Linked DNA regions of Homo sapiens: region 1 is linked to region 2. The links are chromatin loops, found by intact Hi-C in ENCODE. Cell type or tissue: IMR-90. All regions are shown on one strand.

Region 1 (4,000 bases), 94 kb after region 2:
ATTCAGAAGCAGTTTGTTTGGAGCAACCTTGTGCATAACTTTGCTCCCTGTCTTCACAAAGGAAGTAGTTGGCTTAGAAGCTCTTTGTTATAAGTAAACACTAGGATACACAGGGTTGTATTTCCCAAATCTCGGTGACTTCAAACAACACAGGTTTATTTCTCTCTCATGCTACATCTTCATCATGGGTGAGCTGAGAACTCTGCTCTGTGTGATCCTTAATTCAGGACCAGGTTGATAGAGCAGCCACTACCTTGCCATGGCAGACACAAAGCAGACACTGGCTCTTAGAGGTTTCTCCAGGATGTGGCACTTGTACCTCCTGCTTACGTATTTTTGGCTAAAGCAAGTTACATGATTACGCCTGGGATCAGAGAGTGGGGAGGTGCAATCTTACCATGTGCCTGCAGAAAAGAGAGAAAATAATGATTGTGTGTAATGGTGACAGTCTCACAGGGGAATGACTATGGGTCATGGGACTGTTGCTGGCATATTCTGAGCTTTCACATTGTGTGTTTGTACATGAAATAGTCCCAGATGTGTGCCCGATATGCTTCAATAAATTATTTCTCTTCTGCTCCTCTGAACTTGTCCATTGTCTTACCTTGGAAATGTCTAACTTTTTTCTTCTCTCAAAGCAACTCTTTTGAAGAAGTCACTATTTAAAAAAAAAAAAAAGATGAAATTTCCCCAAGTATTCTGTTATCTCACTTCTTTTATCTCTGGCAACTGATGAGTCAAGAAGAGGACCAGTGGTCAATGCCTTATAGTCAATAGGTAGGCTGTCAGCTAAAAGGAACTTGACCCTTCTTTAGTGTCATTTTTCAAATGCCTACTGTGACAATAGCAAGTGCTGCTGTCTCTTGCCTTTGTTTGCTGCCTAAAAAATGTATTCGCCCATATAAGACACGTCTTGGGAATCTGAACAGCATCTCTCAGTTTTTGAGTTAGATTCAAGAAATATTTCCTGAGCATCTACATCAGGCTAGACATGGGGATATAAAGATGAATAAAGCTTGTTCTTTGCTCCTAAGCTGCTCACATGCAAATGCGATAGGCCAGAAGTTCTCAGCTCTGGGTACATATTAGGATCCTGCGGAGCTGTAAAATGCAGGTGCTGATACCTACTCCCAATGTTTCTAATTTAATTAGTCTGGAGTGAGGTGTGGGCATCAGTATTTTTTTAAAACGCCCTGGCCAGGCATGGTGGCTCATGCCTGTAATCCCAACACCTTGGGAGACTGAGGTGGGTGGATCACTTGAGGCCAGGAGTTTGAGATCAGCCTGGGCAACATGGTGAAACCCCATCTCTACTAAAAATACAAAAATTAATTGAGTGTGGTGGTACAGACCTGTAGTCCCAGCTACTAGGGAGGCTGAGGTGGGATGATTGCCTGAGCCCGGGAAATTGAGGTTTCAGTGAGCTGTGATCATGCCACTGCACTCCAGCCTGGGCAACAGAATAAGACTCTCTCTCAAAAAAATAAAAAAAATAATTTTAAAAAACTCCCTGACTAATTCTAATGTGCAACCAGAGTTGAAAGCCACTGATTAAGATAGATATAGAAACAGATAACTTCAACATCTGTTTAAGATACTGTGTTGAGAATGGAAGCTGAAACAGAGGCAGATACATTATATTAGAATGTATTGTTCAGCTAGGTGGACATTTTACAAACATGACCTCTAATCTTCAATGTAATTCTCTCTGCTCAAAATCCTTATGATAGGCTAGGCTCAGTGGCTTACACCTGTAATCCTAGCACTTTGGGCAGTTAAGGTGGCAGGTGAGGGGAATCACTTGAAGTCAGGAGTTCAAAACCAGCCTGGCCAACACATCAAGGCCCCATTTCTACAAATAAATTTTTTTTTTAAGTTAGCCTGGTGCGGTTACACGCACCCATAGTCCCAGCTACTTAGAAGGCTGAGGCAGGAGGATTGGTTGATCCCGGGAGGCTGAGGCTGCAGTGAACTATGATGGCACCATGGCACTCCAGCGTGGGCAATGGAGCAAGATCCTGTCTCAAAAAGAAGAAAAAAATTCCTTATCCTCATTTTATAGATGAAAAAACCAATGCCCAGGGAGCTTATGTCATTTGCCTAAAGTTACACAGCTAGCAAGTGTTAGAGCCAAATTCAGACTTAGGACTGTCTGGCTCCAAACCCACAGACCAACCAAATAGTTGCTCTTTTTCCAAAGTAGACTGCACTCATACACTATTTTCCTAAAGAACATAAATGAAAGTTGTGCAAAGGTTGGTCTGCTGCATTTGTTTCATTCTTGATTACATTCTCTGTTCCTTAGTTGTGTCTCCTGACATTTCCTTTGCTCCTTCTCCAACATTCAAGCTCACATTCTTAGAGTTATGGGGGAGAAGAACATAGTGGCGAGGTATCTTAAGTTCAATTCTAGAGCAATTAGCTCATCATCTTGGCTCTTCATGCTATTACGCTATTTCCCCCGGAGCCGGGTATAATCGAAGTTCCTCCTACTTGTTGTGTAACTGACCTGCTAAGTCGAGCTGTGAGCCAAGTCTGTCTGGATCACGTAAGCTTGCAGAGAGAACTGAGCCAAGTACTTCCAAAACAAACCTCGTTAAACAAAAGCGGAGTGTGGTCGAGCCGGACACACAGGGTGGAGGGTTCAGAAGACCGTCTGCCAGTCTCGAAAGCAATGTGGGGTCTGTGACATTAAACGTCCAAGGGCAGTTGAGCTGGAGGGATGGATTCACCTTTACAGATGAATCTGGAAACCAGTGAGAATGATTCTGCATGATTAGGAATAATAACCTGGAAAATCATTGCCAAATTACTTCCTTTTAGTGAAATATCTTCGATTTTTCTGAAACCCTTAGTCAATCAAGACCCCAGCTCGTGCCTGTTCATCACGCTTAAAGAAAAATAAAAATGAGTCTGGCAGTAGTGACTAGAACTTCAGATGGTTAGGTCTCATTTAGTTTTGCAGGAGTGTGGAAAATTGAGTCAGAAATCTTAGTCTCTATTCATTTCCATCCTTCCCTTAACACAGTGAAAATCTTGGGCAAGCCCTTTACATTTTTTGTTTCTTAATTCTATCCTGTTTTATAAAGGAAAGCATCACATAAATTGCCTTCCTTGTACCTCCTAATAGGTCCCTAGAGATTATGATGAAAACTAGAAAGGTGCTCATATCTTGAGTTCTTCAAGAGAGAGGAACCAAGAGGCTCTATTGTGAATATCAAAACAGAATTTAATTTGCTTTCTCTCTACGTTCACCCTTTTTCTGAGAAGCCTGTTGGTGTATCTGAAGCCACATGTCTGACATGCACCACTGTGTCACAGCACTTAGCACAGTGCCTGTCAACAGGGAGGCACTCAGTAACTATCTGTGACTTCTGTGCCTGTTATTATCTGTCCTCATCTCACCCCCCAACTCTCCATCTCCCTATGCCACAACCAAACTGCTATTTCATAGATGGTAGGAAGAGCTTCAAGCTCCACTGGTTGAGGAGAAAAAAAAAATTGATTTAAGTCACAGAGCAGACACCAGAATAGAGAGATGCTGTGTGTGGATAAGACAGGAGCATCTGCATGTTGATACCCAGCTGCTCAACAGGCTGGTCTCCAACTGAGAGTTGGGCCAACGATGAGTGTCAGTAAATTGCCTCTGCACCTCTAGAGCCTGAAATTCCTGCTTTCCAAAAGTCAACAGGAGGGTAATTTGGTAGGCATCCAGACTCATCCTTTCCACAAAGTCTCTCTGCACCTCCCACCAGGGAAAATTTGGCTCCAGTCCTCCCCGCAGCCTCCAGTTCAGCTTCCAGCACAGTGGGCCAGCCGGGGCCGTCAGAAGCAGAACGGGGACTAAACGCTGCGGCAAGCTGGAGAAGGACCAGTTCCAGGGGCAGGATCTGGACAGGGCCATGCCTCACTGATCACCCTTTGGCCAAGTACCCCAAATTGAAGCAGTGGAAGGCAAGGGGTATCCAGGCTGACCTCTCCAAACCTTAGTCATGTTCTC
Region 2 (4,000 bases):
CTGTAGATGTGGAAAAGTGGGGCATTTAATAGTTGGCTAAGAAAAGGATGCAGTAGAAAAATTGAAGGCCACTTGTTCTTGATCCTACAAAAGAATTGCAGAGCACTAACTCGTAAGGCCTCTGATATCCCCTCCCCCACCATTAAGTATCTGTTGTCATTCGTTACAGATTAACCGAATTCTCTTGCCCAAGCACTTACTTTCAAAACTTAAAGGAAATTCTAATTTTTTAAAGCAGGTGTTAACAGATTTTTTCTGCACAGAGCCAGACAATAAATGTGTTGAGCTGTGTAAGCCAGGTCTTTATCCCAACTACTCAACTCTGCCATTCGAGTACAGAAGCCACCTAGACAATATAAATGAATACGGGTGCCTGTGTGCCAAATCAAACTTCACTTACTGAGAGGCGCAGGCTAGATTTGGCCTGAGGATTATGGTTTGCTCACCCCTGTTTTTAAGGTTGCCTCTTCAGTCCTTTTTTTTTTTTTTTTTTTTTTTGAGAGACGGAGTCTCACTCTGTCTCCAGGCTGGAGTGCGGTGGTGTGATCTCGGCTCACTGCAGTCATCGCCTCCCAGGTTCAAGCGATTCCCCTACCTCAGCCTCCTGAGTAGCTGTGAGTACAGCCGTGCCCCACCATGCCTGGCTAGTTTTTTGTATTTCAGTAGAGACGGGGTTTCACCACGTTGACCAGGATGGTCTCGATCTCCTGACCTCGTGATCCATCCGCCTCGGCCTCCCAAAGTGCTGGGATTACAGGCATGAGCCACCGCGCCCAGCTGACTCTTCAGTCTTTATTGCCCTAGAGGGTATTCAGTTTCGCTTGTTAGCCTCTCCTCCCTGCTTCCTCCAAAACACTTCCCCAGCATATAAGTAACTGTATTTTGTACAGGCCAAGATCCTGCTGAGACAATGTGGCCAGAATGTTCTATCACTCATTTTCTTTTGCTCCCTTGGCTTTTTGAGTGGTTGGGAGCATGGGAGAAAGTTGTTAGCAAGTGGGACCGGAGAGGGGAGATGTCAGCTTTTCTTGTGATCCTCGTTCTCATGGTGGTTCTAAATGACAAACCACAGCCCAAAGCCTAAAGCTTCTTTGATTTTTTTTTCTCTCAGAAGAACATTTAATGGGAGCAAAAACTTTCTTATCAGTGGCATATATAGTTCAAATGAAAGTCAACCTTTTATATAGACATAGCCACTTGTCCACACACCAGGTGACCATGGCAGAGGTGATCTTTGTTAGAACACTAACAACAGGCCAGAGGTGTTGAGAGGCAAGAGGCCCATGAAAGTCTGCACGGCCAACAGTGAGACCGAACTTGCCAGTTGCTTTTAAAAATCCCTAACTTCATCTACTATAGGACAGTGAGAAAAGGAGAGAACAATAACTTTTCTGGCTTATAGCAACTAGGAGTACAGAATCTGATATCTTTTTTTTTTTTCTTTTTTGAGATGGAGTCTTGCTCTGTTGCCCAGGCTGGAGTGCAGTGTTGGCACAATCTCGGCTCACTGCATCCTCCACCTCCTGGGTTCAAGCAATTCTCCTGCCTGAGCCTCTCCAGTAGTTGGGATTACAGGCACACGCCACCACAGCCAGCTAATTTTTGTATTTTTAGTAGAGACGGGGTTTCACCATGTTGGCCAGGCTGGTCTTGAACTCCCAACCTCAAGTGATCCTCTTGCCTTGGCCTCCCAAAGTGCTGGGATTACAGGCATGAGCCACTGCGTGCAGCCCGGAATCTGAAATCTTCATGTGCATTTTATTTCTGTGCTTAGACTTGCTGTGTTCTTTCAAATCTGACGTCTTCCATTAGTGTATGGGAAACCTGGGTTTAGTACTTTAAATGTGATGTGCAGCTTTGCCACAATAAGTGTATGCAGGTGCAAGGAACATAAGGATTCCTCAGCATAGGATCGCTGGGCACTTCCTCATGTCCTCCTCCCACTGCAGACAAAGAGCCCTCAGCAGGCCGCCTGCAGGGTAATTGCAGGTACCTGCCTGAGGTTTCTTTCCAGCAAGCAAAACTTCAGATACACAATTACGTGATTAATGAAAGTCTCTCCAGCTGTGGTTACCGAAGCTAGGGAAGGCCTTTATTTCTTGCTTTTTTTTTTTTTCTTTACCATTATTCATCTGGGTTTAACTTGAAAATGTATCCTGGTGAAATACTGTGAAGTGCAAAGGTTTGCTTCACATGTGTGGATCGTGTTCCCCCGAGCCCCCTTCCTTGTAGAGAAACAGTCCCTCCGCTGTTGCTGTTTGCTTGAAAAACTCAACCTCTTCAGCCTGTCTGGGCTCTTCCTGCATATTCCGCTATTTATTTTTGGCTTCCCCTGAAATGACGTCAGTGAGGAAACTTGTGAGCAGAGGAGCTATGGATTCCATCACAGGCATTTGGTGGATTGCAGTGTTGCTGGCTTCAGGCTCGCATGCATTCTTCAACAGCCAACATCTGCTTTGCTCTTTGCAAAGTGCTGAACACAAGAGTGCTGCGTGACTTGTGTCGGAGAAAAGAAACAGGCATTTCCGACGTGCGGTGACCGGCACTCCTATAGCGCACCTCAGTCTCCCTCATCAAGACCACCTGGGAATAAAGTTTGCTCCCAGAATGTGTCTTCTTGGTCTGGAGCAGTTTCTTCAAGTGTGGCTCTCGTTTATCCTCCATCTCAGTCCTGAAAATAAGTAGCCACTGAAGGGAGGTAGAGAGCCTGGAGATTGGAGGGGGCTGGAGACCCCAAGAGATGTAAAGGATATTGTGAATTCATTTGTCTACAAGCTCTGCAGAATTATTGCTCTGAGCAGCTGACCCTTTCCATGTGAAACAGCTGCACCCAGTCCCAAAACCATGAATGGCCACCTTCCAAGGCCTGGCTCCCCCGTTCCTGCTGTGCTTGACACTGGTAGCGTCCCTCCTACCGAGGCAGCTAAAGAAAGACAGTTTCTTTTGGCACTCTATCCATCTGGAGTATTCTGAAGCTTTCATTTCATTAGAGGAAACTTCTCCTCAAAACCTCTCAGTCTCTGACCTAGTGGCAAGGAGGCCTCATGCCCTCTCACCTTGGCCCCATTTCAAAGCACATTCCCAGAATGGAGAGCTGGGAACAAGGGCACAGAAAGGGGTGGAGAGGAGGTGAAGCAAAGGCCTGCTTTGGTCCTGGTGTCCTTCATGTTGGTATGCAAGGCAGTCCGTCTCTGTGGTGGGGAAAAAAAATGAAGAGGTCAGGTTTTAGAAGGAATTTGCCAGAGATGATTGGTAAGAGCAATAAATATTTCCCCTGCCAGACCCTTGTCTTTTTTTCAGAGAAGTCAAGATTTCTCAGGAGGACCATGTAAAGCAAAGAACAAAGATTTTTTTCTTAAATAAGAATTCTGAAAAGTTTAAAACAATGTTTCCCTAGCAGAGGTGGTTTGAGATGCAGATGTTGGCTTCTTGTGGCAGACTTTTCCTCATTTTATCTGTCCTACCCCTCTGGGGGTAGGGGTGATTCTTTTCATCCCGAATTAGAATTTCCAACACTGCACACTTAACTAGCCTGGCAGCCAACGTGGAAAACTCCCCAAGGCCTTTGAAGCAGCTCCTCTGCTCCATGGCTTACTCACAGCAGGCTGCGTGTTGGCTCCTGGGAGAAGGAACCAGAATCTGGAGGCTCACTTGGCATCACCTCTCCTTTGCAATGAAAAAACCAGAGACCAGACAATGAGGATGAAGCAGAGGGGGAGAGTCCAGAGGACAGTGCTCTCCTTTTCAGTATTGACAAAATATACGTCCTATCTGGGGACCTGAAACTATGGTCACTATTTATGGTTGGCTTTCCAGAAGTCCTCATTTACTTAGACATTTCAGTGAGGAATTTCTTCAGAATTGTTTATCTCCTCACCACAGGAATTCCTTGAAAGTCTGTTTTCTGAGAAGTGCTGAACACGTTGATGTAGTCTGTGTGGGCCGTCTGGAGCCCCTCAGTGGCTCCCTGTCCTGGCTGACGGGCACTTGCCTGAACTCC

Evidence for each region. Hi-C counts contacts between places; a loop is a spot of excess contacts. Peaks named below come from ENCODE experiments on the same cell type or tissue, not always from the same donor. Only the 100,000 strongest peaks of a DNase experiment are listed, where the experiment ranks them.
Region 1: it touches region 2 in a loop (7-fold over the local background); 1 of 110 quality-filtered maps calls a loop at or near these places.

Annotation. Positions count from the first base shown.
Region 1 is chr9:76,253,810-76,257,809 of GRCh38, forward strand. All of the region lies in intron 24 of PCSK5 (proprotein convertase subtilisin/kexin type 5), which reads left to right. Among named protein-coding and RNA genes, the nearest start is that of RFK, 140 kb to the right of the region's middle. In IMR-90, no CTCF peak of the experiment used is centred here; a DNase peak (open chromatin) is centred at 2,462; H3K4me3 peaks cover 241 bases; H3K27ac peaks cover 689 bases.
Region 2 is chr9:76,159,342-76,163,341 of GRCh38, forward strand. All of the region lies in intron 12 of PCSK5 (proprotein convertase subtilisin/kexin type 5), which reads left to right. Among named protein-coding and RNA genes, the nearest start is that of RFK, 230 kb to the right of the region's middle. In IMR-90, no CTCF peak of the experiment used is centred here; DNase peaks (open chromatin) are centred at 2,380 and 3,940; H3K27ac peaks cover 1,796 bases.